2 separate regions of the Homo sapiens genome follow, and region 1 is linked to region 2. Evidence: read pairs that join two places in POLR2A ChIA-PET (ENCODE). Cell type or tissue: endothelial cell of umbilical vein. All regions are shown on one strand. Each heading gives the region's core, and the rest is flanking DNA. Links, peaks and the distances in the headings are about the cores only.

Evidence for each region. ChIA-PET counts read pairs that join two places held together with the same protein. Peaks named below come from ENCODE experiments on the same cell type or tissue, not always from the same donor. Only the 100,000 strongest peaks of a DNase experiment are listed, where the experiment ranks them.
Region 1: POLR2A ChIA-PET joins it to region 2 with 5 read pairs; 3 of 35 experiments call an interaction of 5 or more read pairs at or near these places.

What each region holds. Positions count from the first base shown.
Region 1 is chr5:139,175,677-139,178,478 of GRCh38, forward strand. The region is part of intron 1 of SIL1 (SIL1 nucleotide exchange factor); the gene reads right to left. Among named protein-coding and RNA genes, the nearest start is that of SIL1, 21 kb to the right of the region's middle. In endothelial cell of umbilical vein, for the core only: no CTCF peak of the experiment used is centred there; no DNase peak of the experiment used is centred there.
Region 2 is chr5:138,984,280-138,987,081 of GRCh38, forward strand. The region is part of intron 7 of SIL1 (SIL1 nucleotide exchange factor); the gene reads right to left. Among named protein-coding and RNA genes, the nearest start is that of LRRTM2, 110 kb to the left of the region's middle. In endothelial cell of umbilical vein, for the core only: no CTCF peak of the experiment used is centred there; a DNase peak (open chromatin) is centred at 1,252.

The sequences.
Region 1 (2,802 bases), core at 152-2,651, 190 kb after region 2:
GACTGGCCAGGCGCGGTGGCTCACGCCTGTAATCCCAGCACTTCGGGAGGCCGAGGCAGGCAGATCACCTGAGGTCAGGACTTCAAGACCAGCCTGGGCAACATGGTGAAAACCCGTCTCTACTAAAAATACAAAAATCAACTGAGCGTGGTGGCGCATGCCTGTGATCCCAGCTACTCAGGAGGCTGAGGCATGAGAATCATTTGAACCCGGGAGGTGGAGGTTGCAGTGAGCCACGATCTTGCCATTGCATGATCTGGGCAACAGAGTGAGACTCAGTCTCAAAAAGAAAAAAAAAAGAAAACTACAGACCTGTTTCTCTTATGACCTTTTTTGTGAGACAGTGTCTCACTCTGTGGCCCAGGCTAGAGTGCAGTGCCACAATCACAGCTCACTGCAGTCTCAAAACCCTGGTCTCAAGCAATCCTCCCACATCGGCCTCCCAAAGTGCTGGGATTACAAGCATGAGCCACTGCACCCTGACTCTTTGCCACTTCATAAGAAGGTGGCCTTTCCTTCAGTTTCCAATAACATGTTCCTAATTTCCATCTGAGGCACCATTAGAAGGGCCTTTACCATCCAGATTTCTATCTACATTCTGATCAAGACCACTTAGATAATCTCTAAGAAAACGGAGGCTTTCTCTACAGCTCTCTTCTGAACCTTCGTCGGAATTACCCTTAAGGCTCCTTTCATGGCAATGCACCTCAAAACTCCTCTAGCCTTCTACCCATTACCCAGTTCCAAAGCTGCTTCCACATTTTAGGTATCTGTTATAGCAACACCCTACTTCTCAGAACCAATTTCTATCTTAGTCCACTCAGGCTGCTATAAAATAAAAATATTTTAGACTGGATAATTTATATATAACAGAAATTTATTGCTAACAATTCTAAAGGCTTGGAAGTCCAAGAACAAGATGCCAACAGATTCAACGTCAGGTGAGGGATCTCTGCTTCATAGATGGCACCTTCTTACTGGGTCCTCACATGCAGAAGAGGCAAGGAAGCTCCTCGGGCCTCTTTTATAAGGGCACTAATCCTATTCATGAGGGTGGAGCCCTCATGACCTAATCACCTCCCAGAGGAACCACCTCGAGGGTTAGGTTTCAACATATGAATTTGGAGGGGACACACATTCAGACCATGGCACTATCATTATTCCCTATTTAGAGCTGAGAAAATTAATGGGCAGGAAAGCAAAGTAAATAGTCCAAGGTCACATAGCTTCCAAGTGGAGAAGCTGAGATTCTTTTTTTTTTTTTTTTTTTTTTTGAGACAGAGTCTCACTCTGTCGCCCAGGCTGGAGTGCAGTGACGCAAGCTTCGCTCACTGCAAGCTCCGCTTTCTGGGTTCATGCCATTCTCCTGCCTCAGCCTCCCGAGTAGCTGGAACTACAGGCGCCCGCCACCACAGCCGGCTAATTTTTTGTATTTTTAGTAGAGATGGGGTTTCACCATGTTAGCCGGGATGGTCTCGATCTCCTGACCTTGTGATCCACCTGCCTTGGCCTCCCAAAGTGCTGGGATTATAGGCGTGAGCCACCACGCCTGGCCTTTATTTTATTTATTTATTTATTTATTTATTTGAGACTGGCTCTGTCACCCAGGCTGGAGTGCAGTGGCACCATCTCGGCTCACTGCAACCTCCGCCTCCTGCTTTCAAGCGATTCTGCTATCTCAGCCTCCTGAGTAGCTGGGATTACAGGCACACACCACCGTGCCTGGCTAATTTTTGTATTTTTAGTAGAGATGAGGTTTCATCATGTTGGTCAGGCTGGTTTCGAATTCCTGATCTCGTGATCCACCTGCCTTGGCCTCCCAAAATGCTGGGATTACAGGCATGAGCCACCGCGCCCAGCCGAGAAGCTGAGATTCTAACTAAAGTCAGCCCCAGTCCAAGGGCCAAGCTCCTAACCACTATGCAGCATGGCCTTCCAGATGAATAAGTGAAAGGAGTAGTGGGCAAGGCCACAGTATCACTAAAGAGTCTGGTCTAGGGTCTATACCCGCCCACCATGCACTTAACACTTGGTCTGGCAGCACGTAACTCTGACCCAGTTTTCTTTATACCACAGGCAACTCCTAAACCTCAGTTTTCCTGGACACACAGTGGGAGGAACAACTCCAGCCCATTTCTGGCCCTCCAGACATTGGTTGCTGCCAAGAGAGAACATGTGCACATCTACATCAACCAGAACTGAATGTTACACAAACCACAGGTGCTGGCTTTGCTAACTTGGCACATCACATCTCTGGGAGTTGCCAGTGTCAGTGGCTTAAGTGGTCTAAGGTGAAGGGGGTAGCCCTTACCCAGTAGTGACAGCCAAGAGAGGGATGGTGACACAGCAGGTTACAAAGGACTCTGTAGCTGTCAGCCGTTAACATGTGACAAGCCTGAAACCTCCAGGCCTTTTTCTGTGCAGATGGAAAGATGCCAAGTGCTGGCACCCTGGGCCACCATGTCTGCTGAGTGGCCAGGTGCCCCAACAACACACTGACTACTGGCACTGAGAGAGCACATGAATCAGGAGGAACAAGGCCACACTAAAGGAGATTAGTCTCAAGATTGCCATTTAGCTGACTGAAGGAAAACAACCTATTACAGTAATGTTCCTTTTCTGATCTTCATTTTCACTCCCTCAACAAAATCCATCCAGTGTCCAAAAGGGTGCTGCTCATTTGCAAATCCAAAACCACCAAAACCACCACCAACTCTCCAAAGGCTTCCCCTGTTCTCCAGGTAAATATGAAATGCCATGCCACAGCTGACAAGGCCTGCCCTCACCAACCCCTCCAACCTC
Region 2 (2,802 bases), core at 86-2,585:
TTAGTCTCAGGCAGGACTGATACTATCCCACCAACCCTCCCTCTCTTACGGTGTTTTTTTTTTTGTTTGCTTTTGTTTTTTTTTTTTTGAGACAGAGTCTCACTCTGGAGACTCTGTCACCCAGGCTGGAGTGCAGTGGGGTGATCTTGGCTCACTGCAACCTGTGCCTCCTAGGTTCAAGCGATTCTCCTGCCTCAGCCTCCCAAACAGCTGGGACTACAGGCATGTGCCACCATGCCTGGCTAATTTTTGTATTTTTAGTAGAGATTGGGTTTTGCCCTGTTGGCCAGGCTGGTCTCAAACTCCTGACCTCAGGTGATCCACCCACCTTAGCCTCCCAAAGTGCTAGGATTACAGGCATGAGCCACTGCACCCAGCCTCTTATGCATTCTTGAGGCCTGTGAGCTCTAGAGAATCAGGCATAGCCTCCCAAGTGGGATTACCAACCCCTACCATCCCCTTATACCCAGACAAAAGCAGGAAGGAAAATCTGACCACTTCTTGCTCTTGAGGGCCCAAGCTAGGGTGTGGGCAAAGGGTCCAGCTGAGTCTAAGCTGGAAAGCAGGGCGATGCCTCTGATAAGAACAAAGGCTGTATCAGACACAGGGGATGAGATGCTTCTCAGGCGCTATTCTTCACAAAGGGGACACCAGCAAAATAGGCAAATTAAACTCATTTGTGCCTGGCACAACGGCAGCAGTGGAAGCTACAGCCAGAGCAGCTAGAGGGGCCGAGGTAATGGCAGGACATGGCAGTGGGCACATGGGGAGAAGAGAAGCAGGGCTCAGCTCTTATCTCTATAGCATCCTAAGGGTGTGGCATGGGCCCTGGTTCACCAGCTCTGATGTGGGACCAAGAAACCTCACCTCCATCCCTTGGGGATATTTTAAGTATGTTCAATTTTGAGAGTGCCAGAGTTAAGAAATGCTGTCAGGGGAGTTGTTTTTGTGTGTTTTTGGTCTCCTTCTGAGATGGCTTTGCTGTACTTGTTTCCATCTAGGGATGAGTGAGATCCCTTATGGTTCCCTTTGACCTGCCTGATTAGCGATTCCACAGGAAAACACCTCCCATGACAAAATGAAAGTAGACTTCAAGCCACCTTCCTTCAGGCTGACTCCTGTGTAAATGAGCTGCCTGCAGCCTGACTCACGGCAGCTCAAAATGGAAAAATGAAGAGAAACAAACCAGTGTAGTTCAAAGGTAAGGGTGAGACTTGCCTATCACGTGAAGCTTCTATGGGCCTAACCCAGCACGCTGCCAGGGACTTGGCATGGGTATACAATTCAGGAAGGAAGGAACTCAGGGCACACTTCTCAAGCCAGAAAGAACCTCATATCTAGTGCTCTTGTTTTCACAGAGACTTAAAGTCTCACAGAAGTAAAATGATGGCTTAAAAGTCAGTTCTCTGACTGTCGACCCAAGACTGTATCCCATGTGTCCAGACTCCTGAGTTCAGGACTAGGTCAGAGTCACACTGAGTCAGGGGCCCCTGTACATATTTGCATCACCTCCCACCCCATGGCCATGGCTAGAGATAAGTGGTGGCAGAGCTGTGGGCGGGAACGTGGACTTCCTCCCTCAGCGACTGGCCAGTGAAGTAGAGCCCGCTGATGAAGGCAAACCCTGCAATCTCCAGCTCCACAGATGATGTTCTGTACTAACAGGCTCCCTGGCAAGGCAGCAGGGCACCCATCATCCTAATGGACTTTGTGATTAACATGGCTAGTCCACCTACAGCGCCAGGCCCTCTCCCTTCCCTCCCTCTGGATTGCAGGGTCCCCACAGGCAGCAGCTACCCCAGGTGTCTGTTTGATCCAAACATTAAAAAAGCGTCCATTCACTATAGCAAAGAGGCAGTTATTTCAAACCTATACATTATGCATCCCTGCTGGAAAGAAAAAAGAGCAAAATTAAATTAAAATTCTCTCTGGAAGATTTCTGCCCAGAAAGACAGAAAAGCACTCTGGAGTTGTACCTAGTTCCCAACTCCAAGCAGCTCTCTGCTGCCCTTCCCCTGCTTCCCCTCCTGGCTGGACAGCTCCAGATGTGTCTCTGAGTTTCAATGATTCACTCTAATGATAATGCACCCTCTGAACAAATCACGGACTCTGATTGATTTAGGACGCAACTTGCACAAATACCTGTAATCTAGTTCTAATCTTGTTTGTTTCCATTCCAATTATCCTGCATCAATGGTTTAAAAATGGGAACCGTCTGGTGCATACATCCAATCCATTTTAATAGAGGATAAATCTGGGTTATTGTGACCCTTTCCTCTCCCAGGCGCAGGACAACACCAGCCCTCTCAAGGCACTGATTGGGCAGAATCAGCTCTAACTCTATTCAACTCTTCAAGGATTCAATTAATCATAAAGCCAATTCCATTCTAGGCTCCATCTGTCTTGCCTCCTTCGGGGACTAATAATCACTCACTGTGTGTTTTTACACACTAGTTGAACTGAAATTAAGACTGATTTCATCATGGAACACTCAAAAAGAAAATACATTTCTTGAAGAAAAATTTCAGAGCTACTTTAAAGTTCTGTTCAGATAAAGATATTTGTAAATATAAACAAAAACAATTTTAACTTCAAACTTCTTGACATTGTAAAATAATTCCTGCCCCCAAATCCTTGGAAAAGGGCAGCTTCTCAGGAGAATCAGAAACTCCTGAGATTGGATCAGACAACAGAAAGACTCAATTTGTCCTTGGGCACAACATAGGTACCTAAAACATGGGAGGGGAAAAAAAATTGGGTCAATTTGATATTTGATGCACTATTTTGTTTTATTTATGATAG